Linked DNA regions of Homo sapiens: region 1 is linked to region 2. A link is a loop called in an ENCODE intact Hi-C map of the cell type or tissue named here. Cell type or tissue: sigmoid colon. All regions are shown on one strand. Each heading gives the region's core, and the rest is flanking DNA. Links, peaks and the distances in the headings are about the cores only. Region 1 has its middle 24 kb from the start of PDE3B. Region 2 has its middle 34 kb from the start of PSMA1.

The links. Peaks named below come from ENCODE experiments on the same cell type or tissue, not always from the same donor. Only the 100,000 strongest peaks of a DNase experiment are listed, where the experiment ranks them.
Region 1: it touches region 2 in a loop (2.8-fold over the local background); 3 of 110 quality-filtered maps call a loop at or near these places.

Annotation. Positions count from the first base shown.
Region 1 is chr11:14,613,311-14,626,898 of GRCh38, forward strand. It overlaps a transcript of PSMA1 not described here. Among named protein-coding and RNA genes, the nearest start is that of PDE3B, 24 kb to the right of the region's middle. In sigmoid colon, for the core only: no CTCF peak of the experiment used is centred there; a DNase peak (open chromatin) is centred at 7,111.
Region 2 is chr11:14,545,916-14,562,355 of GRCh38, forward strand. It overlaps a transcript of PSMA1 not described here. Among named protein-coding and RNA genes, the nearest start is that of PSMA1, 34 kb to the left of the region's middle. In sigmoid colon, for the core only: no CTCF peak of the experiment used is centred there; DNase peaks (open chromatin) are centred at 6,366 and 9,134; H3K27ac peaks cover 201 bases.

The DNA of each region.
Region 1 (13,588 bases), core at 3,979-11,978, 67 kb after region 2:
GCACCATCTCGGCTCACTGCAACCTCTGCCTCCCAGGTTCAAGTGATTCTCATGTCTCAGATTCCCAAGTAGCTGGGATTACAGGTGTGCACCAACATGCCCAGCTAAATTTTTTGTATTTTTAGTAGAGACGGGGTTTCACCATGTTGGCCAGTCTGATCTCAAACTTCTGACCTCAGGTGATCTGCCCACCTCGGCCTCCCAAAGTGCTGGGATTATAGGCGTGAGCACTGTGCCCAGCCAAAAATCAACTGGTTCTACTGTGCCTCATTATGTGGTATTAAGGACAGACTTCCATTGGTTTCAGATAATCAGAACTATATTTCTGAGATTTCAAAATAATTATGTAGGAAATTACACAAAAGAAGTAAAGTAGTGAAACCCTATACCTGTGCTCATTTTATACAGCAAAGAACTGGAAGAACAGTATTTCAGTTCTTTTTAAGTAAGGTGGTTGAGGCCTCTGGACACAAAGGAGAAACAGGCAGTTGTCTAAATAATTCTGGCATCTTCCACAAATGAAACAAAAGTAGACCATTTGTAATTCTCTTGATTACAGTTTTTCATACATTTATATATGAATATCACATTTATAACAAAATCAAAATTACTTTATCACACTCTGCTGCTTTCATTTATCCTTCTACCTATCCATTCATCCAGTAAATATTTATATTGAACTTACTATGAGAAAAGAACTCTGCTTGTCACAGTATTATCAAATGTCTCAGTTGAAGAACAATTGCATGTCACTGGGATATGGGTTTAAATAATAAAATGAAGCTTTCATGGAAAATTTGGATATTATTTACAAAATAACCAAGTGTTAAATATAACAAGCAAACAGTACTCAGTTTTAAAAACTGAGGGTTGTTTGTTTTTTTAAAAAATACTCCTAAACTACCATGCAATTCTGAGTTAGGAGTTTCTATTATTAACAAACAGATGAAAAACTCTCCCCTGGTAAGAAGTGTCATCAGTGGATTTATTTCTAACTCTGTGGTTTATTTCATTATATGATGAGTAACATTTTTTCCTTTGTTACAGAGGTTGAGAAAAATTTGGTGAATATGTTTCATATAAGCTGAAAAAAAAAACCCCAAATAATGAATTGTTCTTCTTCAGACTGTATATCTGGCTCCTAGATCTCTCTTCAGAGCCTGGCCTTCTACTGTTCATTGCCAACTAGATATTTCTGTTAGTGATCCATAGGCATAATAAACTCAGTACGCAGAAAGATGAAATCCATGCAGTCTCACACAAAGCTACTCTGCTTGAATTTTCTCTCCTAATTAATAGTACCACCATCGATCTAGTTTCTCAAGCTAGAAATTTGATTCTCATCTAGAGCCTGCCTTTTTCTGCATTCCTCATAGTTACTAGGTCATCCAGTTCTGTTCATTAAATCTTCAGAAAATGCCTAGAATCTTTGCTTCCTTATCACTGCCACTGCTTTAGTTCCATTCACCTTTATCTTGCCTGGACTATGGCAAAGATCCCCAAAATGATCTTCCTGCCTTTAGTCTTTCAGTACTCTAGTCCATCCTTTACACTGCCATTGGAGGGATCTTTTTCTAACTTAAACTATGCTCATGTCACTCTCTTTCTCTGAAAGTTTCTGAGCGGATCCTCATTAACTACAGGATCGAGTCCAGTCATTTTAGCATGGCACTTAAGAGCCTTTATAATCTGATCCTAACTTTTCTTTTCAGACCCATCTCTCCAAAAGCATCATGTGCTTCTGCCAAATGGGATTGCTTGTCTGAATATATAGCCCATGCAAGTTCTTTTGTATATCTATGAGATATTGACAATGCTATCCTTTTGCCTAAAATGTCTTATTCACTTCTCTATTTGGTAAACCCCTACTTATCCTTCAGTGCCTATCTCAAATATAACCTCCTTTAAAAGGTCTTTTATGAAATCTTAAGAAAGTGTTAGTCCCTTCGCTTCTGTGCTGGGTTGTTCTTTGCTGGCCACTTGAGATCCCCTCTCCAGCATTCTCTACTTGCCCTGCGTCCTCAGAGGTTGACCTCTTTGGATGACAGTAACAGGTTTCCTTGTCCTCTGACTTTCTGGTAGATTTGAACAGTGGGACACGCTGAAAGAAACTCAGAGGACAGAAGAGTACAATTGTAATATTTTCCTACATCCCTCTCTTCCAGGCCTTGGATTGGCAGGGGCTGCATTACCTGAAACAGAGTTCCTGTGAGGTAGCTCTCTCCTATAGCTTGCTTTCTGAAGTTTGGTAATAGCTCTTTCCCTTTGTTTCTTCAGGCCTAGGTGTAGGAGCAATTTTCACTGTTGATGCTTCACTGTCCTTAACTGCCTATACCTTTGTAAATAAATTCCTTATTAAACTCTCTTTAATCACTCCTTTTCAGTATGCCATCTGTTTCCTGTCCTGACTGGTCCACTTCTGTGGTACCATTTAGATCTCTTTTTAACTGTACTTAATACTTTGTATTCCAATTGTTTTAGCCTACCTGTTTGTTTCCCTCATTGAACTCCTGAAAGGCAGATCTGAATCCAGGGAAAGAATCATTGTGACTAGGTGGGAAAGAGCCTTCTCTTCCTAGGAGGGTTTTGCAAAGACCGCAGTAGGACACGCAGAGGCCAGAGCAAGAGGGGATCTCTAGAATGTGCAGATAACCTGAGGGACATGGGATTAATCTTTGAGAATCAAGTAAAGAGCTGCCTGCCTGCCTTACCCATGGAAATCAGAGGCATCAACCTCAAACCAATTTGGGCTGAAGTCTGAGATGCTTGGCCTGGCATCTGGCACCTACTGATACAATCTTCCAAATTTCATCCAGTAAAGAGCCAAGAACTATAAACAAAAGGGCAACGACTGTAAGAACTGTGTAAGATTTCTTAAACTTCCCTAACTATTGGAGGTGAGAGTTGGAGGATCCCAACAGTTTTTTTTTTTTTTTTTTTTGAGACAGAGTCTTGCTCTGTCACCCAGGCTGGAGTGCATGGTGCCATCTTGGCTCACTGCAACCTTCACCTACCAGGCTCAAACTATTCTTGTGCCTCAGCCTCTGAGTAGCTGTGATTACAGGCAAGCACTACCATGCCCGGCTAATTTTTATACTTTTAGTAGGGATGGAGGTCTCACCATGTTGGCTAGGCTGGTCTCGAACTCCTGACCCAAATGATCTGCCTGCCTCGGCCTTCCAAAGTGCTAAGACTACAGGTGTGAACCACTGTGCCCGATCAGATCCCAATAAATATTAATAACACTTTTTCCTGCTTGAGTTTTCAACAAATTGAGAAATAAGATTACAATAGATAAAGGTTAAAATAATAATAATAGTAATGATAGCTCAAACTTCTGGAGAAGTTATTTTGTAACAGGCACTGTTCTATGTGCTTTAGATATGTTAAATCACTTAATCCTCACATCATCCTGTGAGTAGATACTATTAGCCCTATTTTGTAGGTGGAGAAATTGAAGCCCCAGGGAGGTTAAGCAACTGACCCAAAGTCTCATGGCTATTATTAAGTAGCAAACCCAGGGTATGAACCAGTTTGGCTCCAGAGTCTATGCACCTAACCACTACATTATATTGCCTCTTGAGAAATAACACATTTAGTACAGATTAAACTGATGGTGGAGAATGTCGTTTGTATCTATGAACAAAAGGGATTCCTAATAGTGAACCCCTAGTCACAGACAGTGCTGGACTTCTCTAGGCTTCCTTACATGAAGCCAGTCTGTGAAAAACACAGGGCATGGAAGAACAGAAGTTATCTTCTTTTCAGGCTGCCTGCTGAGAGTGGGTGTGGAGGGAGAAAATAAGGGGCTTGTGTTGCATGCCCACTTTCTTTTTTCATACTAATCAATCAGATTAAGTAATTTCTCCTTCTCTGGGAAGGAAAGAGTTGAGGGGTGGACAAAGTTTAGGGAATACCACACTAGTGGAATCTTCTCCATCTGGAAGGAAACACCAAAAATTGGGAAGGGATATTTCCCCCAATGTAGCATCCCTATATTTATTACTGTTAATTTCTTTTTTTAGTTCTCAATATCAATGCTACATTGTACTATAATCATTTGCTTGTCTGTTTCTACTTCCCCCTTCCTTCCTCAACCATGTGATTCTTAACAGCAGAAATCTTTTTCTATTAATCTCTGTTTCTCCAGTGACTGGCACAGGGTAAGCACTCAATAATTGCTTGTTAAATGAAAGAGTGAATAGACATTTCTCTCTAATTCTGAGAGAATACAGAAGTAAGAATTTAATACACACTAAGACTGTTAGCTCAGAAATAGGTTAGCTGCTTCAGAAAATCAGCTACTTGGTTTGAGTTCATCTTCAGCCTCTTTATTGTCCTTTTTTTTTGAAATATATATATACATATATATACGTATATATATATATGTGTGTGTGTGTGTGTGTGTGTGTATATGGGGTTAACAAGTGAGCTGGACAAGCTGAAAGCTTCTTACTGTTACCGCTGCTGTGACTCATGGCTTTACTGAAACTGGAATCAGGAGAGGTGTAAGGAACAACACAGCCTGGGAGCTTGGCACATACCTTGATTATTCCTTGCCTAGGAGAGAGAAGTACAGTGTGGAGGACATGGGCTTTGGTGTCAACCTGGTTTTGAAAATCTATTTTGCAACTTACTAGCTGATGACTTTGGCCAGATTATGTTTGTAGCATAGAAACTATGTTCTAGTAGTTTTTAGGCAATTTCCTTCTGTGAGGACATCATTTGCTTTTCAGAAAGATTCCCATTTGACCGCTTTTATGGAATTACTCATGCTCTAGCCTATGGCCTCCTTTTCCATTTTTGAAATATGCCTGCTTTATCTTCCAGACATCAGATTCTGCTGTCTGATAGCATGTAATTATCGAGAAATGTGATTATTCCTCTTACTTCTTTAATTTATCCTGCTTTTCTAGCTTGTGATTGTATCTCAATTAACTATTTCCTTAGTTACTGATTGACTTAATGGAATCCAGCTTCATTGACATAATTTGTGAACTTTGGCTACCACTAACATCTGTTTGAACCACAGTAGCCTGTCAAATTGCCCTGATATGTTTATTGCCTCTTCTAGAACTGCTGAAGTTTACTATCAATGGTCACTTCAAAAATGAATCAGTTATTTTAGCCTCTCAGTAGAGTTATCCAAATGTAATACATGTTTCCTTGAACAATCAAGCCTGTATGTTTTGTACCTGGTAACACATATTTCTGGGAATACTATATGGAATTATCCAAATCCTAAGCATCTAAAGGAATTGTCATTTATAAACCAGGACACAAAAATTAGTATTTTAAAGATGTCACCAAGGCCTGGTTTTCCAAAACTGAACTCCTACTGCATTACATTATAGACAAATGACAACTTGTTGTTAACTGGCTTCCATTTATTATTCCTTTCATGGTCCTACTATTCCAATGAGTTAAGTTCATACTGTTTTTCAAAGTTTGATTCACAAATTCAGAAACTATTCCCTGAAGGATACTAAACAGTAAGTAACAGTGACATTTGCTCACATTTGTGTATGATTTTACAGTTTATAAAGTATTTTTGCATCCATTTTCTCACTGGATTTAAGTTCTGTAACAGATGATCTTATACAGGCATATCTTTAAGCTACTAGAATAATAATTCTTGGGTTGATATTTTTGACATGCTGGTATATTTCTGCCTCCACAGCCATTGTGCATTCATTCATTATTCCTTCATCTAGCATGTATTGAATCTCCCTTTGTATTAAGCACTGTGCTAGAAATTCTGGAAAAAAGATGAATAAACATGGCCCTTACATTTAAGCCAGGGGGAAAGACTTAAAATTAATCAACAAAAATATGATTTAAAAATACTGTAATATAGGCTGGGCATGGCAGCTCACGCCTGTGATCCCAGCACTTTGGGAGGCGGAGGCAAGCAGATTGCTTGAGCTCAGGAGTTCAAGACCAGCCCGGGCAACATGGCGAAAACTTGCCTCTACAAAAATAAAAAAAATTAGCTGAGTGTGGTGGTGCACACCTGTGGTCCCAGCTACTTGGTAAACTGAAGTAGGGGAGCCAGGAGATCGACACTTCAGTGAGTTGAGATAGTGCCACTGAACTCCAACCTGGGTGACAGAGAGAGATCCTGTCTCAAAAAAAAAATCTGTAATATAGATTTATACCACATAAAGAGCTAAAAGAATACACGAAGAGGAGAGGTTAATTCTGGCTTAAACCTAGGGTGACTCAGCTTCAAAGAAGAGGTAATTATAAAGAAAAACAAGTAAAAGCCTGAAGAAATTAAGATTAATTTAAATTCATTTAAGTGTTTTTTATATCATATAATAGATTGCTTTCCTTGAGTGTGTGGAGACAGTATAACAGGAGCAAGAGTTGTGATGTCTAACGGGCAAAATAGGGTGTCATAATTTCAAAGAGGTTAGAAATCACTCTCTTAGTACCCTCAAAGTTTAAACACTGGATTACTCAGACCTTGTTATGTGTAATTTCTAGGTGATGAGTACTGGGAAAAATTTGTGCCAAATCAGCATAACTAAAGGGCTTTAATAGCAATCACTTACTTATCTTTATTGTAATAATCATGATAAGGTGACTATATGGCATCAGAACCTAGATAAGTATTTCCCATTTCATAAGTTAGGGCATTTTAAGTTGTATTTTTTAAGGATATTGAGCAAACACTTTTAATTCTCGTGTACCTAACAGTAAGGACAACAGTGATTTGCTTTCTTCTTGGTTATAAACACTCGTGTGTGTGTGCGTGTGTGTGTGTGTGTATGTGTATGTGTATGTTTAAAGGATGTTTTGAGCATTATAACATACCCCAAAGCTCTACCTGAGTTCTTTTTAAAAAGACAATTACAACAGAAGAAGAACAAACAGGATTTCCTCTATAACTAATATTGACTTAACTTTATAGGGTCCTAAGCCTGAACTCCTCTGTTTATTCATGAAACAGATCCAGGCTATTGGTCCATTTGAATTTATTTCCAAACTTCACAGTTCAGACTGTACAGCCAGTTTAACTCTTGGCTTTTCAGGTGACTTCACTTGCAAGGGTTATAGAAAAGGCCACAGCAGTGTTGGGATGTTGCAAAAGAAACCCATGCCCTGGCCCATAGCCCAGTAGACTAGAGTCCCTCAGCAAAAGAGAGTTTCCACTGTTTATACTTGGGAATTATCCCTGGTTTAGCCTTTGTCTCAAACCATCTGGATGTTAAAAGTGCTAATAAGCAACTGACTTACTGGAGGAATAAATTCAATCTAGTGATTCTATTCTGGAAGGCTCTGTAAAGACAGAGATACTGGCAATAAAGCAGCAAAGCAATTTCCCAAGTTTTGAGGTCGTCTAGACCTAGTTGTGAGATATTGATAACAGAGTGGCCACTGGAAATTCTTCATAGTGGCTCAACTTTTTTTGTAGATGAAAGAATTCATGTTTAGATCTTGTCCAACAACCCACTTCCTAGCTTTCTTAAAAGTAGCAAGTGTGGATTCTTTCCTAGAGACCCTGAAATTATTTCACAGCTCTCATTGTGAAAATTGTTGGGAAAGTTTTATGAGACTTGGGGTTTCCTGAGAGTTATCAAGATCATTTTAAATTTGACCACAAAGCTAATGTCAGAGAATAGCAGCTTTAAGGCCTCTCAAATCACAGTATTATACAAGAAAAAATATTCTTTTTTCTTCTAATGAAGAGTAGGGGTGTGTATGTCCTGTTATTATACCTTTTCATTTTCCTGTATTAGCTGTTACATTGACCTATGTCAGAGATGAAAACTGTGAGTGTACTTTTAATTAATTTTTATATGGAAATAGTCATTTAGGTAATGGAAAACACCATTTTTGTGAAATGGCTAGTGGGCATAATTGCACTCATTCATTTTATTTCAAGATCATGTTTTGCTTTATTAGTAAAAAGCATTTGTCAAAAATTTTAACTTTGAGATTTTTCTGAAATTATCTTTCTTTTCTTTTCTTTTTTTTTTTAATTTGAGACCCCTCCGTCACCCAGCTGGAGTGCAGTAGCACCATCATAGCTCACTGCAGCCTCAACCTCTTGGGCTCAGCCTCCAGAGTAGCTGGGACTACAGGCATGCGCCACCACCCCCAGCTAATTTTCAATGTTTTGTTTTGTTTTTTTTGTAGAGATGGGGTCCCATTATGTTGCCCAGGCTGGTCTCAAACTGCTGGGCTTAAGCTGTCCTCCCACCTTGGCCTCCTAAAGAGCTGGGATTACAGGCATGAGCCACCACATTTGGCCCTCAAAATTATCCTAAATATAGCAATGCTAGTAATGAATTGGCACATAGTAACCACCTTTTTCTCTCCACTAGCTATGAAAGTGTCTGTTTCTATAAGTAATTCTTTCTTTCCAGCTTTACAATCAGTTTTCTTTTGAGTTTTCCTTGGAAACCTCACATTCTCAGAAAAATATTGCAGACTCTTTCACTTTAAAGGCCAACACATGTCTCTCATGTTTCATTTAAACTTATGGTCAAGGAGTTAGCTTAATGTCAATCTCTCTATCATATCTGATGGTTCTCTGCGGCCTGGAAAAATACAATTGATAAGATTTACTGAATGCTTTTTATGTGCCAGACACTATTGTAAACACTTTCCATTTAGTAACTCATTTAATCCTCATAACCCTATGAGCTAGGGTCATCAGCTAAATCAACCTGTTAGTAGGCATCTTCTTGAATGTCATACTGAATTTATTAATCCATTCATAAAATACATATAGAATACCTGCTAGGTCCTAGATGCTCTAGACAGAAAAGTATGTAAGACTGGGTACCTATGCAGACTTTCAGGAGTTCGGAGTCAAGCAATTAGTAGCCCCAATTGCAGTTGCTTTGCCGGACACTGTGTGATTAATAGAACAGATTAATGAGGTCTCAGGCACATGGTATGTGGCAACTGATATGATAAATACATTCTTTTCTATTCCAATTAGAAGAGAGGATCAGAAACAGTTCACATTCCTGTGGGTTAGATAATAATTTTCAATTACACTTTTGACTTAGAGCTATGTTAATGTTCCTGCCTTCTGTCATAATATACTCTGAAGAAATCTGGACTGCCTGAACATTCGTCTGATACATTACATTGATGACATTATGCTGATTGTTTAGAATGAGCAAGAAGGCACTAGTATGCTAAAGGCCTTGGTAAGACACAGTGTTCCAGAGGGTTGGAAATAAATCCTATGAAGATTCAGGGATTTGAAACTTCAATGAAGTGTTTTAGGAATGCAATGGTCATAAACATGACAAGATATCCCCTTCAAAGTAAAAGAAAATTGCTGCATCTTGCGTGTGCCACCACAAAGAAGGAAATGAAGTGGCTGGTAGGCCTCTTTGGGTTCTGGAGGCGGCGTATTCCAAACCTATGAATACTGCTAGATTGAGTGACATAGAAAGTTGCCAGCTTTGAGTGAAGAGGTCCAGGCTGCACTGCAAACAGAGCTGCCACTTGGGGCATACAATCCAGCACATCTCATGGTGTAGGTGACAGTGGTGGGAAAACATGCAGTGTCTTACGGCAAGTATCATTGGGAGAATAACAACATAGGGCCCTGGAATTCTGGGGCAAGGCTATGCCATTTGTAGCATAGAATTATATGTCTTTTGAGAAAAAGCTCTTGGTGAATTACTGGGACTGGTAGAGGCAGAGTGCTTCACCATGGGGCACAAAGTGACCATGGGTCTAGAACTGCACATTACAAGTTTGGTTCTGCTGGATATGTTAAATCACAAGGCTGTATAGGTCCAGCAGTAGTCTACTTTAATATGGAAAATTACATCAAGGATTGAGCCTGAGAAGGACAAAGGACATGGCAAATTGCATGCGCAGGTAGCTCAGACCAGCATGTCATTCACAACAGCTGAAATAACACCCTTCCCTAGCTTGTTCCTATGGCCATATGGGGGCCCCGTAAGACCAACTGAAGTAGAAGGAAAGCTTAAGCTTGATTTTTGGGTGGGTCTGTTCTGTATGTGAGTACAAGCTCAAAATGGACCATGGCTGCATTACAACCACATTCAAGGATAGCCTTGAAAGACAGTGGAGAGGGAAAATCTTCCCAGTGCGTGGATCTGTAAAAAGTGCACCTAGTCATTGACTTCTTGTGGAATGAGAAGTGGCCCAGTATATATAGACTTGGGAAATAGCCAATGTCCTGGCTGTCTGGTCGGGGCCTGGAAAGAAAATAATTGAAAGATTTTAGAGAAGGAGTTCTGGGGTAGAGGTATGCAGGTAAACATGAAGAGTTTAGTGTGACATATTATGGCCCAATAGAAAGCATCTACCATGGAAGAGATTGTGAACAGTGAAGCAGATATAATAACCAGACCAGTTTATATAAGCCAGTCTTTGTTGTTGGCTACCCTGAAACTGACATTTTGGCATAAGAAAAAAGTGGCCATGCTGCCAGAGACAGGCTATGCATGGGCCCAGGAGCATGGACCTCCCATCACCAAAGCTGACCTAGCTTCTGCTGCTTCTGAATGTCCAACCTGTCAGCAACAGAGATCAATGCTGTTATATCACTATTTATTAATGAGACCAACTGGCCACTTGGTGGTAAGTCAACTACAAGGGCTAGAGGGTTGTTTTCACCTATTCTGGGTACAGGCTTGTCTTTCCTGATTGTAGTACCTTAGCCAGCACCATAATCCAGGGGCTTAAAGAATGTCTGATCTATGGGTATAGAATACCACACAAAAAACATTTGAACAGGTGACCCATTTCACAGTAAAGGAGATGCAGGATTGAACTCATGACCATGGGAGCTCTAGCTATATCTTCTACAACAAAATCATTTAGAAGTAGCCAACTTCACAGAACACTGGAACAGCTATCTAAAGGCACAGCTGAAACGTCAGCTCAGAAGCAACACTCTCAAAGGAGGCAGTGCCATCCTTTGCAGAGAGAAGCTCAGGATTATTCTTCTTCCTTTAGCTGGTCGTATGGGAACCCTTTCCTCTAGCCCCATTTTAGCCAAAGGTACCAACTGGGAAAGGGATGCTGTTGCAACTGTGGTAGATGACATGGGGATCTGAGCTAACTCAGAGACCTCTATATGGTACCATGTCATCAGCAGGAGGAACACAATGGCCATCGATGGGTGTAATCAGGACTAGCCCTATCTACCATCACTCCCAATAACTCTCAATGGGGGATTTTGGGCTCCCCATATGTGCAACTCTGGGCTCTGCAGGGCTGGAGGTCCCGAGAGGGAGTGCACTCTTGCCAGGGGACAGTGAGTGTCTCATTGAACTATATGTTATAGATACTGCCAGGGCAGTTTGGACACCTCATGTCCAGAGACCTGCAGGCAAGAATAGGGTCACATCTTGGCAGGGGTAATCAACCCTGATCATTGGGAGAAGGTAGTGCTGCTTATAGACAATAAGGATAGGAATATGTATGCAACTCCTATGTCATCTACTTGGAAGCCTGCTGGTACTCCTTTGGCCCACTGTAGCTGTGAAAGGACATGTACAACGACCCTGACTTGAAAAGGGTATGACTGCCAAGAGCTCAGACCCATCAGGAATGAAGGTTTGGGTCACACCACAAGGTAAGCTACCATTACTTGCCAAGGTGATAGCTGAGGGTTGAGAGGACTTGGAATGGATAATAGAGGTGGGAGAAGTTAAGTACCTTGTTGCAGTCTCAAGCCCAACTGCAGCAATGGGGCTCCAGTTCATCTCACTAACTTCCTTCTAAGTTTTCCCTCAGGAAGAAAAGCCCATAGGAAACATGGAGGATGTGTTCCCTAAATTTGCATAGAGAAGCAGATCTGTCCAGAGAAAGAGGTGGACTGTGGCAATCAAGAAAATTTGTCATTCAGCCTGGGTGTGGTAACTCATGCCTGTAATCCCAGCATTTTGGAAGGCCAAGGCAGGCAGATCACCTGAAGTCAGGAGTTTGAGACCAGTCTGGCCAACATGGTGAAACCCTATCTCTACCAAAAATACAAAATTAGCTGGGTTTGGTGGTGTGTGCTTGTAATCCTAGCTACTTGGGAGGCTGAGGTAGGAGAATCACTTGAACCCGGGAGGCAAAGTTTGCAGTGAGCTGAGATTGTGCCACTGCACTCCAGCCTGGGCAAAAAGAGTGAAACTCCATCTCAAAAAAGAAAATTTGTCACTCAAATCTTCTGCTATAGGGAACATAATTGACTACTGGACCATTACTCTTCTGGATCCACCCCTGTTTCAGTACTGAGGCAATACTTCTTTTGGGCTTCTCCTAGTCAGTAACAGCAAGGGTATAATGTAGGCCCATTCCTGTGAGATGAGGGACTCCTTTTAATAGGAGACTTTGGCTTGAGGACCTCACATTGGCCTGGTTGACACTTTCTTAGAATGATGCTGTAGTATAAGGCTCTTTCTACCTAATCCTCCTTCCTTTCCCCACTTTCCCTATTGTGAGACTTGCATCACAGTCTGAAGGCTCTCTCCACTTCCTCTGGCTATCTTCCATTTATCTTTCATAGGCACTTTCCACAATAAGTCACTTGCACGTCTAATTCTGTTTTGGCATTTGTTTCTCAGAGGATACAAACTAACACAGTGCCACCAGGGAATAAGACCTTAGCTAACGATAAAATGGTAGGGTATGAAGAAGACAGACTTAGAATCTACCTCCTGTACTGGATCTACAGAAATGTAGTATACAATGTTGACTGTGTTCTATGAACTGTTTTCTGCAAATGCCAATTCAAAAAACGTTATTTTTGCTAACTTAAAGAGGAAGTGCTGGAAAATAAAATGAAAGTAAAGGAATCACTTCCTCTATCTCTAACTGTTCTTTCACTTTTTTTTTTTCCCTATTTACAGTTTTTATTATTACTTAAGTGATAATCTTTTGTACAGTCTGGCAGTCTACAAATTTATAACACTTGGCATTTGAGCAAAACACTACTAGAAAATCACTCAAGTGTGCCCTGAAGGAGCAAAAGCATAATCTTAATTCATATAAATGAGACCATTTTGTTACTGCCTAGTCAATTGTTTGAAAAGAGAACTGAACATTAGGAATCTTGTACCTATTCTTATCTTATCTATGCTATTACCGTTTTGGCACATCTCTTAAATTCTTGAAACCGTATCTTATGTAACTAGAAAATCAAGTAAAGGTATTTACTCTCTAGAGCTAAAGAAAGACATATCCTTAGATGGGTCTCTTATATATTAATCATACTTCATGATGTGTGTGCATGCACATCATGAAGTGTGTGATGTCTGATGTAGAAAAAATCAGCATAAGATTTGGAGTAAAGAGACCTGAACTCAGCTCTACAACTTGTAAGAAACCTGGGCAAGTCCTATTGCCTTATTGAGTTTTGGTTACCCTGTAGGCTGTTGCAAAGTTCAAGTGTAACAGAGCACGTGAAAAGGCTTTGTAAATTATAAAATGCCATATAAATGTGAATTTTTATGATAGCGATGATAATTAGGGATCTTTTTTAGGACAGCTCCTGATATATGACAGATGTAAATAGCTTAGGATAAGCAGGAAGTTAATTTAACTCACTGTATTACTCTACTAGGGCTTCCATAACAAAACACCATAGATT
Region 2 (16,440 bases), core at 4,161-12,160:
TCCTGAAGGAAATGCTAAATTTAAATTAGAGGTCAGTGAAAATAATGTAATTTTACTTTCCTTCCAAGTTCATGCACACCCTGAATTCTGTCTCTAGACTCCTTTGGGGGGGTCCATCAAGCTCAAGTTAAAAACCTTTGTAAAGAGAGTTAGTGAATGAGCTGGTTTAAAATTCAGGCCTCCTGTCTCTAAGTCTCTTGTTACCTAATTCTACCTTTCTCTCTCTCTCTCTCTCTTTTTTTTTTTTTTAGTAAAGGGGATTAGGTGGAAGAGATAGAGTTTTTATTTAAACCGCTAGACTGAGTCAGTTCTAAAAAGAGAGGGGCAAGAGGGTTGCTTATGTAGGAGTTTCCAAAGAAAAGAGGATTTTGATTGTGACCCTCCCCTTTTTTCTCCACCCTGCCCCCCAACAACACCAGCACCCATACAACCATATACAGCAAATGATGTTAGAATGCTTTTCCCTTTCAGCAGAAGACATTACTTTAGAGAAATAATTGTTGTTTAGAGCTCTCATGGAAATGTGGCTTTTTTTCCCCCCAGACAGAGTCTCGCTCTGTTGCCCAGGCTGGAGTACAATGGCACGATCTCGGCTCACTGCAACCTCTGCCTCTCGGGTTCAAGCAATTCTCCTGCCTCAGCCTCCCAAGTAGCTAGGATTACAGGCGTGTGTCACCATGCCCGGCTAATTTTCGTATTTTTAGTAGAGACAGGGTTTCACCATGTTGGCCAGGCTGGTCTCGAACTCCTGACCTCACAATCTGCCCACCTTGACCTCCCAAAGAGCTGGAATTAGAGGTGTCAGCCACCACATCCAGCCCAGGAAATGGGGATTTTAAAGTTTTTTCAGAGGGACTACTTTCTAGAATTTGCTTTTGAATGCCTGGAGAAGCAGAAAAGCTGCCAGCAGAGATTGAGTCAGTTGGATATAGAGTGGGAGTAACCTAGCTCAAACCACTCATTTTGGATTTTGCAAAAATTTAGTCACTCTTCAATTTAGAGGGGTGCTTACCAGAACATGCCTTATGATAAAGCTTTAAATAGACAGGTGCTAATATACACATGGTGACTAAGAGATGGAATGAAGGAAAACAGTGGCTCAAGTTGTTAGTTTCCATCATAATGAAATGACAACAAATATCAGATGATTACAATATGCATACACAAATACAGTAAAATAATATTTAAAAATAAGAATGGAATGTGTGGATGTGTGGCAGAAATCTGCCATTAATTTGAAAACTGGGGCAAGGAGATTTCTGGGTCCTCCTCTGAACTTTGCCTTCTTTCCAAATCACCTCTATCATGTAATATGGTGCAGCTTGTTAGAGTAGTAGGGCCTGGGCACTGGTTTAGAATTGGTCATCACTTCAGTACTGGAAATTAGAAGGTTAGAGAAATCTTTTTAAATGACTGTATTTTGTGAATTTAAAAATTCAGGGAATTTTGTATTTCTTTTCGTCATTAACAATTTTCTGGGCAGTATACTTTGCATGCCAAAACATTAGAGTCAAAAGGACAAAATATTTAAAGTTGACTCTCTCTGGAAAATCCAGGTTAAATGGTCATTATAGTTATAGATTTCAGGGAAAGTATCACAGATGAAGGGAACTGGGAGTGCAGTAAAAAATGGATAGGAACTGGGGAGGGTCCAGAGCAAAATCATCATTCAGGATTCCAAGCCAAAGCAAGGTCATGGGGTCAAGGTCCAGAGATTTGGACACACACTCTGAACAGGGATCATCAGTCAGAAACCAATAGACAAGAGACAACCAGAGGAGCTCAGAGGCTCTGTGGGGGACCAGGATAGGTAGCCAAACATCCAGGGCCATACTCCTTAACTGGAGCTCTCCAGGGATCGATGGAGGGAGGCAAAACAGGCAAGAGAGCAGACACGATGCTTGCTTAAAAACAGCTCCTGCCTCAGGTCTAAAGATTTACTGTGATTCTGATTGGAACAGAACTTAATCCCTACTTGGCTAACTTGAACCTGCAAATGGGAGGAGGAGGGAGATGGAGCAGAGGTCCCAGAGTAGAGGAGGAGATGGAGATGAGCATCAGCTGCTTCTGGTGGGCAAGATCCTGAGAGATCACTATATACAACACACACACACACACACACACCACACAGAGTTGTATATACAGATAATAATAATGATAGCAAAAATAATAGCTGATGTTTATATAGCTCTTATGTGTTACTGTTGTTAGCACTTTATAGATATTAATTTAATATTTATAACATACCTACTAAGTGCTACTTTTTTTCTATTTATTTATTTTTTAACTGGGACAGGACTATTGCAGTAAGTGGTACTATTATTATGTTCTATTATTATGTACTATTATTATGTTCACAAAAATGTTAAGTGATTTGCCCAAGCTCATATGACTGGTAGGTGGTAGAGGTGGATTTCAAGGTAGACACTGGCTTCAGTCTCTGTCACTACTTCAGACTTCTTGGTATATGTATGTGGTGTATACACACCTGTACACACAGGTGTGTGTGTGTGTGCATGTATACACATACTTTTACATACATATGTATGTATATATACACATGTATAGATACAGTAGTGTCTATATGTATAGATACTGGTGTACAAGTATCAAGTGTGCATATCTCTTCCCAACTCCATATTCAGGGACATCATATTGGCAGCTTGAAACTGGCCATAGTGGAAATATTTACAGTATGGAAATGAGCAAAGGCAATAGATCAGGATTTAATTTTTTTAAGAGTTGATTTATCAGCACCCCACTGGATATACATATCACACAGACACATACATCATGTGGATAGACATATGTAACATAGGTAACCAAGAACATAAATAAATTAATTCGCATCTTAAGCCACAAATTAAAAATATATTGTCTTTTCTTGACTGTGTAATAAATATTTTATTTTGACCTACTTTCCCTCACACCCAGTCTATACTGATTAAAAGATCCAATAAAGAGATTTCCTTATAAGATACTTGTTATAAATGTTAAACTAAATTTCAGTATAGAAAATAATGCCTTGCTACTGCTCTGTAGACAACACCTTATGACAGGTCTCTATCAGTCTGAAATCTGCTATGTTGTTTTATGAAAAATACTGATTTTTTTAAAAAGCCCTGATGGTTGCTATTACTGTTTTTTTTTTCTTTTCAGGTAGACTCATGATAGAGTCAGTAGTGAAAAAGATACATTACAATATCTATTTATGGTTTTTGATGAAATGTGCTTATAGGTTGCTGTTAATTTTAAATAAAACTTATTGCCTGGGACCTGCATGACTTTTTTGTTTAACTTAATAAAATCTTCTGGATATGGATTAACCTCCTTTGCTCAATATTTGTTATTGTTTCATCTGCAGTGAAATGGGAACTGTACACATTTTGTAAGTAGGTTGAAAGGCTTCTAAATCTCACTCTACTCTCTTGGAGTGAGCCCCATTATATGCAATCTGATTTTGTGATTTCCTGAAATGGAAATCAAACCTAAAGAGACATTCTTGGCCGGGCGTGGTGGCTCATGCCTGTAATCCCAGCACTTTGGGAGGCCAAGGCAGGAGGATCACAAGGTCAGGAGATCGAGACCATCCTGGCTAACACGTTGAAACCCTGTCTCTACTAAAAATACAAAAAATTAGCCGGGCATGGTGGCGGGCCCCTGTAGTCCCAGCTACTTAGGAGGCTGAGGCAGGAGAATGGTGCGAACCTGGGAGGCAGAGTTTGCAGTGAGCCGAGATCGTGCCACTGCACTCCAGCCTGAGTGACAGAGTGAGACTCCATCTCAAAAAAAAAAAAAAAAAAGAGACATTCTTGTCACCTCATACAACGTGGCAATAGTAGGCAGCTCTCCCTGTGCCTACTGGATTCTCTTGGTCAAATGAGTGTCACACAGTGTGCTCAAGGCCAGCACTCTGTCTGGGGCCATGAGAATGTGAACAGATTTTGCCCTGCTGCTCCAATGGCAAGAGGATGGGGTCAGTAGGTAATATGTTGGATGGGATCTTTGTTATCTCAGCAAAACGAAAGATGTTAACTCTTCTCAGCCTCATCTTCTCCTAATGTCTGGTATTCTGTATTTAACAAAACATATCATGGGTAAAACAATCATCTGAACAAATTCTGGGCACAGTCATTATTTGTAATCATGCTGAGATGCAATGGAGACCATATGACTGCCCTCTGGGGTTATGACTGCATCTCTTCATCTCAAAGGACAGAGCTGAACACAACTAGCTTATTATTATTATTTCAAGTTTACGTGAAAAAGCGTCCTTGTGCATGAGTTAGAGGCAAGCAAAGCTCAAAGTAAATATATTCATGTATTTCATAAACATTAATACGTTTCAAAAATACTGAAGGAAATCAAATCAAAATAAAACACAGCTTGATAGAAATATTATGCTAAGTTTTATCCCCAACCCAGTTGAAGTGATCTTTAAAAAACTTCAGTTTATCATATACTGCCTTTGGAATCCTAAAATTGTAGTGGAATTACTTCAGAAGCCCTAACATGTTACAGCAAATCTATTTATCTTGATAGATAAAGTTATTACAAAATCACTCATAAAGCCAGTTGCCTGGTATTTTTTCTTGGCTTTACTGGACATAATCAATTGACAAAGTTTGGGAAGACCTTATTAGTAATGATGGGTACCGTGAAGGTGTCATTTTAAGAAAACTAGAGAAGAAAAAAAACATTGAAAAGAGAGGTAAGGCAAGCAAAAGGATTCTAGAGAATACCAGATAACTAATTAGAGTTTGAGGGTGGGGGATCAGTTGGAGTGTTATTTTTGCTGACGTGAGTGATGAAACTTCTTAATTTTTTTACGGGAAAATAACCTTATAATTTATTATTATTAATTATATTTTCTTATTCTCCTGTAAGGAAGAAAATAGGATAATTCTTCATGTGTGTATATATACACATATATATGTGAGGAATTACCATCAAGATTGCATTTAAGCCTTTTGCAAATTTGGAGTATCATACTTTCATTAGAACGTCCATTATTTCTATGCAAAGAGTGGGGAAATGTCATGGACTTGCTTGACCTAACTAGGTTATTGATATATCTAAAGTTTAGGTATCTAAATATAGCACACAGCACAGTGCATGAACTCAACACTTAAAAATCTGACTTCAGTGACATTACTGTTGTGTCATTTGCATCTAGCAGATTTCACTATTATCATACATGCCGCAATTAACTAGTCTTCAAATACTATAATGATGTAATTTTTGATGTATAATTATTTTTAAGTTTCTTAAGACAGTTTCTTTGCTTGGATGCTTCTGGTGTTTTGAATCCTAGATTGAAGATCTAATATAATTTGTTTTATATATGCCATTATCAGGATGTGATGGGTACAGGAAGGCTAACCCAAAAGCAAAGAAATTATATGGCTTTCAGAGTTCAAATTTAGAGTCCCTACGTAATTTACTGGAACAGATCTATGCAAAATCATCCTGAAGAGACATGGATATTTGGTCAGCAGAATTGGCCTGTTATTTGATGGAAGGGGTGGTGAGCTGTTGAGGCATAGAAAAAAGACGGCCTCCAGGACAAATGTTGACAGTGTTCATCCAAGTGCTGTCAGGGGGAAGAGAGTCCCAGCCAGCCAAATGCCTCTGACGATTGCAGCTCCACAGACAAGGACATTTTCAAAGTAAACATGGATTTGGGAGATCATAGCCAATGAACTTCCAGTGTTCCCAGCTCCCCTACCATGATGTGAATGTCCCTATTGTGGGATTAATACATCAGACTCTGATAACCTGATCCCTTTAAATGTTGAACTATTCTAAAGCCTCTGGCTCTGCTTCATGTTCACCAAGCAACAGTCTAAGGAGGATCATGAAAGTCTACTTTAAAGAGGGGACAGTGGGCTAGCCATATGGATGTAACCCATTGCTGTGACATTTATTGCAAATTAATAAAGTGGCTTTTGTAGTTTGGTAGGGTAATTTGTTAAAATATTAATTTTATTTTATCCTCTCTATATTTTCCTCTTCTCTGCATTTCACAAGGTAGTGAGGCTTTATAATTTCTTATAATAAGAATGTTGGCAGGACAAAAATTAGAAGCAGCTTCAAGTTAGTGGTTTTCCTCAGCTCTGGAAAAGCTAAGCTGATTGACTAGATGTTGCTGGATTTCTTGGAGGGTTGAGACAGAAATGATCTTAGAGAGGAAAGAGGCTTCTCTAGGAGTTTCCCTGAGGCTGGAGAGGGTGAGATGTCAGAGCACAGAAAGATAGCAAGACCTCAGAGAGCAATTGGAGTGCCCATGGAGGCTGGATCCTCAGCACGAAAAGTTCCCGAGTCCGAAGCATCACAAAAGCCACAGTCTCTACTCCTGAGAGTGCCCTTCAGACTACAACAGTGGGTGTCTGGACAGTAACCAGACCAACAGTGCCTTGGCAAGGAATTACTTAGGCTGAATTTCTCTCCAGCTCATATGATGGGGATGTGGAGTTCAAAATAAGTTGATTTAAAGAAGAGAGAGAAACTTGTTTTTTTCTTGCACATCTGAAATTGCGGCTGAGATTGTCACACATAGTACATCAGTCCTGTGAGCTCAGTTAATATGAATTCATGCTAGGAAATCAAAATTTTGAACCTGAAAAGATAAGGGCAAGACAATTACTCTATGGTAATAAGTGCTATTCTTTAACAACTCTTGAAAATATGCTACTTGCCTTCTTGAAGCAGTGAGCATCTGCATTAGAGTCCCCCTGGGCCCCTTTGCCTTCACCAAGTTTTGCAAGAGCAAAACTTGATGAATTTCTATAATTTCTACCAACATCCCAAATGTTTAATTCTAATTTTATACAATACACAGTTTGTTAAATAAAGGTAAACTTTAATCCCTAATTAATGAAGTTTTATTATAGAGCTTATATAACTTTTTTTTTTTTTTTTTTTTTGAGACAGGGTCTGGCTTTATCACCCAGGCTGGAGTGTAGTAGTGCTATTATCATAGCTCACTGCAGCCACAATTTCCTGGGCTCGAGCAATCCCTACACCTCAGCCTCCCTATTAGCTGGGACTAAGGCATGCATCACGACACCCAGCTAACTTTTTACTTTTTGTAGAGATGAGTTCTTCCAATGTTGCCCAGGCTGATCTCGAATTCCTGGGCTCAAGCGATCTTCCTGCCTTGGCTTCCCAAAGTGCTGGGATTACAGGTGTGAGCCATTACACCCAGCCTATAACATTTTTTATAAGATACATTTTTTTGGAAACTTTTTATTTTAAAATTATTATAGATTCATAGGAAATTCATAGTACAGGGACGTTCTGTGTACCCTTTATCCTGTTTCCCCCAATGGTAACATCTTACATAACTATAGTACAATATTAAATTCAGGAAATTTATATTGGTACAATCCATTGAATTTATTCAAATTTCACCAGTTTTTACCTATACTCGTGTGTGTGTGTAGTTCTATGCAATTTCATCACATGTAGTAAATTGATGTAACAACAGTAAAAGTCAAGATACAGAACTGTTTTATTACTACAAATATCCCAAATGCTACCTCTCTATGGTCACACCTGTACTGCCCCCAACCCATCCCTAGTGCCACTAATCTGTTCTTCATCTCTGTAATTTTATCATTTTAGGAATGTTAGATAAATGAAATCATACAATATCCAACCTTTGAGATTGGCTTTTTTTTTTCACTCAGCATAATTTTCTTGAGACTCATACAAATTGTTGCATGTACTAATAGATTGTTTCTTTTTATTACTGAGTAGTATTCCATGATATAGATGCACCACAGTTTGTTTAGCCATTCACCCATTGAAGGACATTTGGGTTGTTTCCAATTTAGGCTACTACAAATAAACTTACAATGGGTATTCTTGTATAGGTTTTTGTGTGAACATAAATTTTCATTACTCTGGGTAAATGCCTAGGAATGTGATTGCTAGATCATGTGGTAAGTATAAGTTTAGATTTTTAAGAAATTGCCAAACTATTTTGCAGAGTGGCTATACCATTTTACACTACCACCAGCGATATATGAGAGAGTCAGTTTTCTCCACAGGCATTTAGTATTGTCATTATTTTAGCCATCCTAATAGGTATATAATGATATCTCATCATGGTTTTAATTTGCATCTTCCTAATGGCTAATGACATTGAACATATTTTATTTGCTTATTTGCCATTTGTATATCCTCTTTGCAGAAATATATTTTCATGTCTTTTACCTATTTTCTAATTAGATTGTTTCCTTGATGTTGATTTTTGAGTGTTCTTTATGGTCCTTTGTCAGATGTTTGGTTTACTATATTTTCTGCAGTGGTTTTTGGTTTGCAGACACCTTCTTTCAGCCTGTGTCTGTCTTCATTCTCTTAATGTGATATTTTACAGAGCAAAAGTTTTAAGTTTGATGAAGTCTAATTTATCAATTTTTCTCTTAAGGATCATTTCTGGGTATCATGTTGAGGAACTCTTCACATTGCCCTAAGTCCTGAAGGTTTTCTCCTTTGTTTTTGTGAAAACATTTTATAGTGTGACATTTTACTTTTAAATCTGTTATCCATTTTGAGTTAGTTTTTCTATAGGGTGTGAAGTTTAGGTTGAAGTTCATTATTTTGCCTATTGACATCCAGTTGCTCTAGCACTATTTATTGGAAGACTATCTTTTCTCCATTGAATTTTTTTTTGCAACATTGTTGAAAATCGGTTGGCTATACTTGTGTGATATATTTCTCTATTATATTTCACTGATCTATGTGTCTATCTCTCCATCAATATCACACTGTTTTCTTTACAGTAGCCTTAACATGTAAGATTCACTTTTTTTAAAAGTGGATTTTTTAAACGGATTTTTTTAGTGCTTATATATGCCAGGCATTGTTCTAAGTACTTCACATGCATAACTCACAAAATTCTATGAGATGGTATTATTAGACCAGTTTTATCGATGAGAAGACTGAGTACAAAGTAGTTAAGTAACTTGTTTGACAGATAGATTTGGAACCCAGGCCAACACTCTTACTACTATGCTTTATTGCCTCTCTAAACAGATTTTTATTTCTTCATAGAGTTGCTTTTACTGAGCACTGCATTGGCATTTTGCCATTCACCTATGTTGAGAGACATGACAAGAAACAGCTCTATGAAACTTATTGTTGCATTTACTGTTGGCAAGTTAAGGAGGATGTGGTTCACTACGTCACATGTGTCCTCTTTAGGAGAACAGATGGGAGAACTGTCTCTCAGATCGCAGTACCAGGAATAGCTATATTTCTCCTGAGTAAGTGGTTTGTTTTTATCTCTTGGACATTGTGAAACCATGTAAACAATTACATTTCCCACTTTATGCTTGCTGCTAAAAAGCTCAGAACCAAATTTTCAGCCTATCTTTAGCAATGATGTGTACTGGATGATGTGCATTACTTCTGACTTCATCTTATTTTTTTCTACCCTAATTTTCCCTTCTCTCTTATTTCCTCTTTAAAATTTTTTTTGCTTTAGTCTTTTAAAAAATAGAAACATACAAGAATTCTTCAGGCATCATATCTAGAGGAATAAAAATAAAAGAAAAAATATATAAGCACATAGCATAAAAAGTCAAATCCAAGGCTTTTAACAACAAAAAGAAACAGTATTTTGCTCACTCTTCCCCACCTCTGTGTTTTGCTCCACACAGCTAACTGTAGTCACATCTTTAGCCATTTCTTCTGGTGCTTGTACTTTTTCTCTCTTGACTTTTCAGTTTTAGATATCATCTCTTGATTTCCTACTATGGTGGTTAGGATCTAGTTTTCTTCTACCACCCTCTCCAACATAAACCCTTCACCTATCCCCATCCTCCCATTACATCACAATTTCAGTGTTTAAATTATTAGGCCTAAGAAAATATTGTTCACAGATGAACTGCTTGATGTTCACTTCATATCTGATACAATCATTTTGTTTTCCCTTTAGTTAATAATTGTCTTTTTAAAACATCAATGTTCATGAATTAATCACTAATTTCTCCCTAGCCCTCTAACAGAATTATAAATCTCTCCTTCTATCAGTTTTGTTTTCTCACTGACTTCTCTTCTGGATGTCACCCTGGGGACCTTCCTTGTCCGGCTCTGGTCTGGGTTGTTGCTGTCCAGGGCAGCTCTCCAGCTGTTTGAGATGCCCCCTTTTCATCATTTTGGGAATTCCTCCACATCCCCCTTTTGTTGGATCTCCTGTTTCCTTAGATCTCCTATATTCCTTTTGGTTTACTCACTGGGTTTGGTGGAGCTTATCCTGCAATAGCTTCCTGAGAAAAAGTTTATGGAATGTGTATTTCTTTGAGACCTAGCATGACTGAAAATGTTTTAAATTTAGCATTGCACTTGAGTGAAAGTCTGAGTATAGACTTCTAGGTTGGAAAAATTTTCTCTCAGAATTCTAAAGGCATTACTTCTTTGTCTTCTAACTTTCCATGTTGCTGTTGATATGTTTTACATTAATAATATTTCCTACGGGACATGAAAGGGTTTTTTCCCCTCCTCTCTGGAAAGTTTTGGAATCTTCTTTTTTTAATGTTTCATGATGATACACCTTAGAATAGTGTCCTTTTTCATTCTGTATGAGGAATGAACGTCAACACAATAGGCCTTTTAAATCTGAAAACACATTTCCTTCAGCTTTGAGAAACTACCATGTGTATTCTTTTTTAAAAGGCCATATCAGCTTCAGGCATCTTATTTTAGTAATTCCCTCCCCTCCACTTTCTCTGCTTACTCTTGAGAAAAAATTTTTTTGACATTTTACTTTTAAATCTGTTATCCATTTTGAGTTAGTTTTTCTATAGGGTGTGAAGTTTAGGTTGAAGTTCATTATTTTGCCTATAGACATCCAGTTGCTCTAGCACTATTTGTTGGAAGACTATCTTTTCTCCATAGAATGTTTTTGACATTTTACTTTTAAATCTATAGAACTGGGGGACTTGCTCTGTTGCCCAGGCTAGGGTACAGTGGAGCAATCATGGCTCACTGTCGCCTCCAACTCCTGGGCTCAAGCAATCCTTCCACATCAGCCTTCCAAGCAGTGGGAACTACAGGTGCATACCCAGCTACTTTTTTTATTTCTATTTTTTGTAGAGATGGGGGTATCACTGTGTTGCCCAGACCAGTCTCAAACTCCTGGCCTCAAGTGATCCTCTTGCCTTGGCCTCCCAAAGTTCTGGGAATCCAGGCATAAGCGACTGCACCCTGCTCATTCTTTCTAGAACTCCTGATTCAGTTGTTGGATCACCTGAACTGACTTTCTAGGTTTCTTATCTTTCCTTTTTCTTCTGGGAGATTTTTTTAACTTTATCTTTTAATTTTTCTTTTTTTTGAGACGGAGTCTCACTCTGTCACCAGGCTGGAGTGCAGTAGTGTGATCTCGGCTCACTGCAACCTCCGCCTCCCAGGTTCAAGTGATTCTCCTGCCTTAGCCTCCAGAGTAGCTGGGACTACAGGTGCACAAGCGCACCACCACACCCAGCTAATTTTTGTATTTTTAGTAGAAACGGGGTTTCACCATGTTGGCCAGGATGGTCTCGATCTCTTGACTTCGTGATCCGCCCACCTCGGCCCCCCAAAGTGCTGGGATTACAGGCGTGAGCCAACGTGCCTGGCCATCTTTTAATTTTTCTACTCAATTTTAAAATTTCTGCTATCACATTTTTATTTCTAAAAGCTATTTCTAGTTCTCTGTTTTCCCCTCACTCCTAGAGGGGTGAGGGAATTCATCATTCAGTCTGTAGACTTCCATTTAAATCCCTTGTTTTCAGTTGTGTCTAGCATATACTGCCCAGAGCGTTTGACCCAGCCTTTCATGAGAATAAACCTTCAGGCTTTTTCCTGGGTAACAGAAGAGCAGTCATTTGACAATAGTATGTTGGGAAGAAGATCTGGGGATCTAAACGGTCATTATAAAGCTTTCAAATAATCTTTTCTTTCTACCTACACCCCACAATTCCATCTTCAGAGACATCTGGTGCCTCCAATTGCAGAATTGTCCAGGGTTCCATGGTGCTATTTATCGTCCTTCTTTCAGCTTTCTCTGATTTGTCCCAGTATGAGTGAATCTGAATCCTGATTCAGGAGCAAAACAAAAGTTTGAAGTCAAAGCCAGAGAAATGGTGCCGATAGTCAAATACAAACGATGAGCAAAAACAAGAAAGTTTCTGCAAGTGGAAGGATAATCATATTAAAAGTCACAATCTACCTTGGCATGGTGGCTCACGGCTGTAATCCCAGCACTCAGGGAGGCCACGGTGGGGGGACTGCTTAAGGACAGGAGCTCGAGACTGGCCTGAGCAAGGTAGTGAGAGCCCATCTGCACAAAAAAAAAAAAAAAAAAAAAATACTGTGCATGGTGGCACACATCTGTAGTCCCAGCTGCTAGAAAGGCTGAGACAGGATCACTTGAGCCTAGGAGATCAAGGCTGCAGTGAGCTATGATTGTGCCACTGCAATCCAGTCTGGGCAACAGAGTAAGCTCCTGTCTCTAAAAAAATTAAAAAACAATAATAAATAAAAGTCACAATCTTTGTCTACCTTCTCTCTACATTTCCCTGTTTGAAAAGACTCTGCTTTGAGATAATGTGCTAAAGAGGAGCTGTAGTTCCCTCTACTGACCCAAGCTATTCCCTGAGGGAGAAGCAAGGCTATAAATGGGAGAACGAATTGCAAGATCAGAAACCTGGAGGTTGGGGAAAAGTTGAGATGTGTGTCCAGGCTTTAGGACTAAGGTCAACAACAATGTGAGGACAGAGAAGATCCAATTTTATGTGGTTTTTGATTTAGAAGTGCACAGGAGGGCCTGGTGTCTTAAAGGAGCCACTGGGAGGGGGCTAGGTTGTGGTTTCCATCCTCCCTGTCCAGTTGGTCTTTGAAGACTGGCTGGTTGATAGAAATCTACTGGTTAGGAACATTCCACATTACTACACGAAATATAGTGGGCCTTTACAAAACTTGGAGGCGTTCCTACACAAAGAGAATGCTGTTAATAAACTCTCCATCCAAGGGCATGAGCTCTGGGTTGTTGGTCAAGTGGGATGTGCTGCAAGACTCAGCCAGACCACCAATTTGCTGCCAACCTTGGCCCCTGGGGAAGTTTTGAGAGGGAATAGTTGTGTCCTTAATATCACATTTAATAACCTTAAATAAGCATAGGTATAGCCTACCTTTACTTAAGAGATGACTCAGAGTTAGTGAGCAAGAAATTTGCTGAAGGAAGGAGAGAAGGAAACAAAAAAGAAAGGAAGCAAAGAACTTACTTTCCATTTACAGCTTTATAATTCAGAAATTGGAAGGTGTAAATCACGAATACAAGGATTTGCTGTGAAAAGGTGTTGAAATCCCAATGGGAAGCAGAAGTTGAAGATGTAGTGGGTTAAGGAAGGAACTTTCTAATCATGAGAGAAAAGGGCAAAGGAAAGAAATAGAGAAACAAGATGGTGACTGCTAGCCAGAGGAATTTTAGTTCCCTTCCTCCTGGCAACACTGGAGAGATTCCCACAACCCTCAGCATCCGGAACTTAGTTCACAATGGGTGCGGGCAGATAAGTGACAGCTAGTGGGACTAGTGGCTTTCTGGAAGGATGGGATGGAAAAGCTCAGGACTTAACACAACCAGAGAGCAGAAGGGGATAGAAAATGACCACTAGACGGAAGCAGAACTGAAAGGCTGGCTGCTTTTGGTATTTAGCACATGCAAGGAGGGCTGGGTTGCAAGGAAACAAGGTGTCCATGCTGCTGGTGAGGTAAATGAACTTTACAGACAAAGATGACCCAGGGATTCTTAATATCTTTATACAGTCAAATGCTTAGAGCTTTAAGTGTTAGTGTCTTCTGTTAAAATATAAACACAAAAAATGAATATAACTGTTGTATCCTGAGTTCCCTAGAAATAGACTCTGAGATGGATATTTGCAGGCAGGGAGTTTATTGGAGAGTGCCTAGGGATTCAATATCAGGGAAAGAGTGAAGGAAGTAGGATTGGCTAGAAGAAGTTAAACTGCAGTAGGGTCACAACAAAGGTCTCTTGGCCAATCCTACAGGGAGCTCTGGAGTTGTCCTGCTTTGAAGCAAAGAAGGCTGGGCCTTAATACCTGGGCATGGACTAGTTATTAGATATGGGCTACCTATGAACTTGGGCAAGGTGACTCTCTTTAGCTGAAAACAATTATCAGGAGATAAATTATATGAGAGCTATCAGTGGCCAATATTCCTAGTAGTTGTGGGAATGACTGCCTTAATCCAACCAGGGGATCTGAGTGGCAAACCACAGCATTCATTACAGCCAATGCTTTGTGTTGGATCTACTAATTTTGCACAAGTTCCAGGAACAGTTCCTCCAGTATCCTGGTTAGACTCTTTTTTCTGGGTAAACTTACAAGCAGAAAGTTAGTGGGGTAAACTAGAACCTTGTTACTGACCTCTGGTCTGAAAGTTGCCACTGATACTCATTGTGTTCCTGTTCTACAACCCATTTTAGCTTCACTCACCCTCAGCTCTGCCATCCAGGTGGTTTACCTGGTGGGTTTCTGGTTACTATGTCCTTCTTGGGCCATGGCTGCTGCTCCTGCCTCCATTTACCATCAAAATTGGGCAAAGTGATACCAAGAGATGTACCAGTCAATCACCAGGACCTCCAAACCCACAAATCCCAGGGTTGCAGGGATAAGAAGCACAAATAACACAAGTGGATCACTGTGAGCGATGGTAAGCAGGGCCCAGGGCCACTCCTACTTCTTACTTTTGGTTCCCAGACTTATGTGTTGTACCTATTGAGAACACATGCCCATATAATGATGGTAGATTTAGAGTGTATGCTGCATCCTGGAAGATATCACTCTATCTTTGCAGGGTATCACCTATAAAGTAGCACCTCAGTTGCACCTGCAGAAGGCGATTTCATTACTCTGTCAAGCTGACAGCTTCTGTACACAGAAGCTGTATGGTATGAAACAGGAACAGTGGAATAATTTTGGTTTTAAAATATAGGCATATAATCATAGGTACATACATACGATATGCAAGCATAAAATATATGAAAGGAAAATTTTAACAGCAGTTAACCTTGGATGATTGGATTACAGATGAACATAATATTTTTCTTTTCATGTATATGAATATTTTAATATGTATCACAATGAACACATATCACTTCGTTGCTTAGAAAAGGAGAAACTAAATAAAATGAACATAAAAATATTAACTGCTAAATAAATCACAATTATTTAGAAAATAAAAAGAAGAGGAAGGTTGGGAATATGTCACATTATGGGAAAACTCAGATAGATTGCATTTGCTCTCTTTATGTGGCATTTTCCTTCACCATGCTGACTCAAAACAGCTCCTTCAATATCCGTTGAACTGAGCTTTGATCATTGCTGCTTTATAACATTACCTGAGACTGTCCAGTCCACTATCTATACATCTCCACATAGTTGCCTGCTAATGTGCCTGAAATGCCTAACTCTCCTATCCCAGTCTGTATTGGTCCTGTTCCTGGAATCTATTTCCTGTAACTACAACTGCATCTGCCTTTGGCTTTTGCAGTCAGCTGGTTACCACAGTGACTAGTGTCACTGATTTCTTTCTGGATTTCTGGTAACAGATTTTCTCCTTTGTGTGTTTGTATAATTCTTCTCAAATCTCTTTGTAGTCCTTCCTCAATTGTCAACCCTCCTCACTCTCATGTTACCTACCCACCCATTCCCAACTCCACCTGGACTGTCCTAGTCTCAGCTGCATCAGAAAGTGTGGGATGATAGACTATCTGCTCAATGTAGCCATGCCCTGCGCTGTTTTTGGGGGCACAGAGGTGGATACCTGCACAAAAGGACAACAGCTTATGATTTGTGCACTCTAGTCCTAAACTAAACTAAACTAAATTAAACTAAACTAAACTAAACTAAACTAAACTAAACTAAACTAAACTAAACTAAACTATAAACTAAACGAAATAAAGGGCAGTGTTGAAGCTAACAATGTATCAATCAGGGTCTAATCAGGAAATTAGAAATCACTCTAGATACCTTAAACAGAAGGGATTTAATTCATGGAATTTCTTACACAGGTGTTGGAAAGCTGGAAAAGCAAAAAGAGGAAGCTAGGAAAACCAAAGATTCATATTTCAGGAAGCCGCTTCTACCTTTAAGACTGGGAGAACAAAAGTGAGCCAATGCTATGAACATCCTCCAGAGCTACCACTGCTTCAGGGCCTGAGACTGTGGGAGGTGGGATGAGGTGTCCCCCAGCTAGTGCTTAGATCTCAGGGAGCAGGACCATGAAGAATTCTTGAGATATGAAGAGAGTTGCCATGGTTCATAGTTTCAGAGCAGTGAGGTCCAGCTGTTCTCTGTTACTGTCATTAGATGAATTGAGAAAGCTTGTTATAGCTTTTTTTCCCCCTTGTACATGAGCTACTTTGAAGGAGGT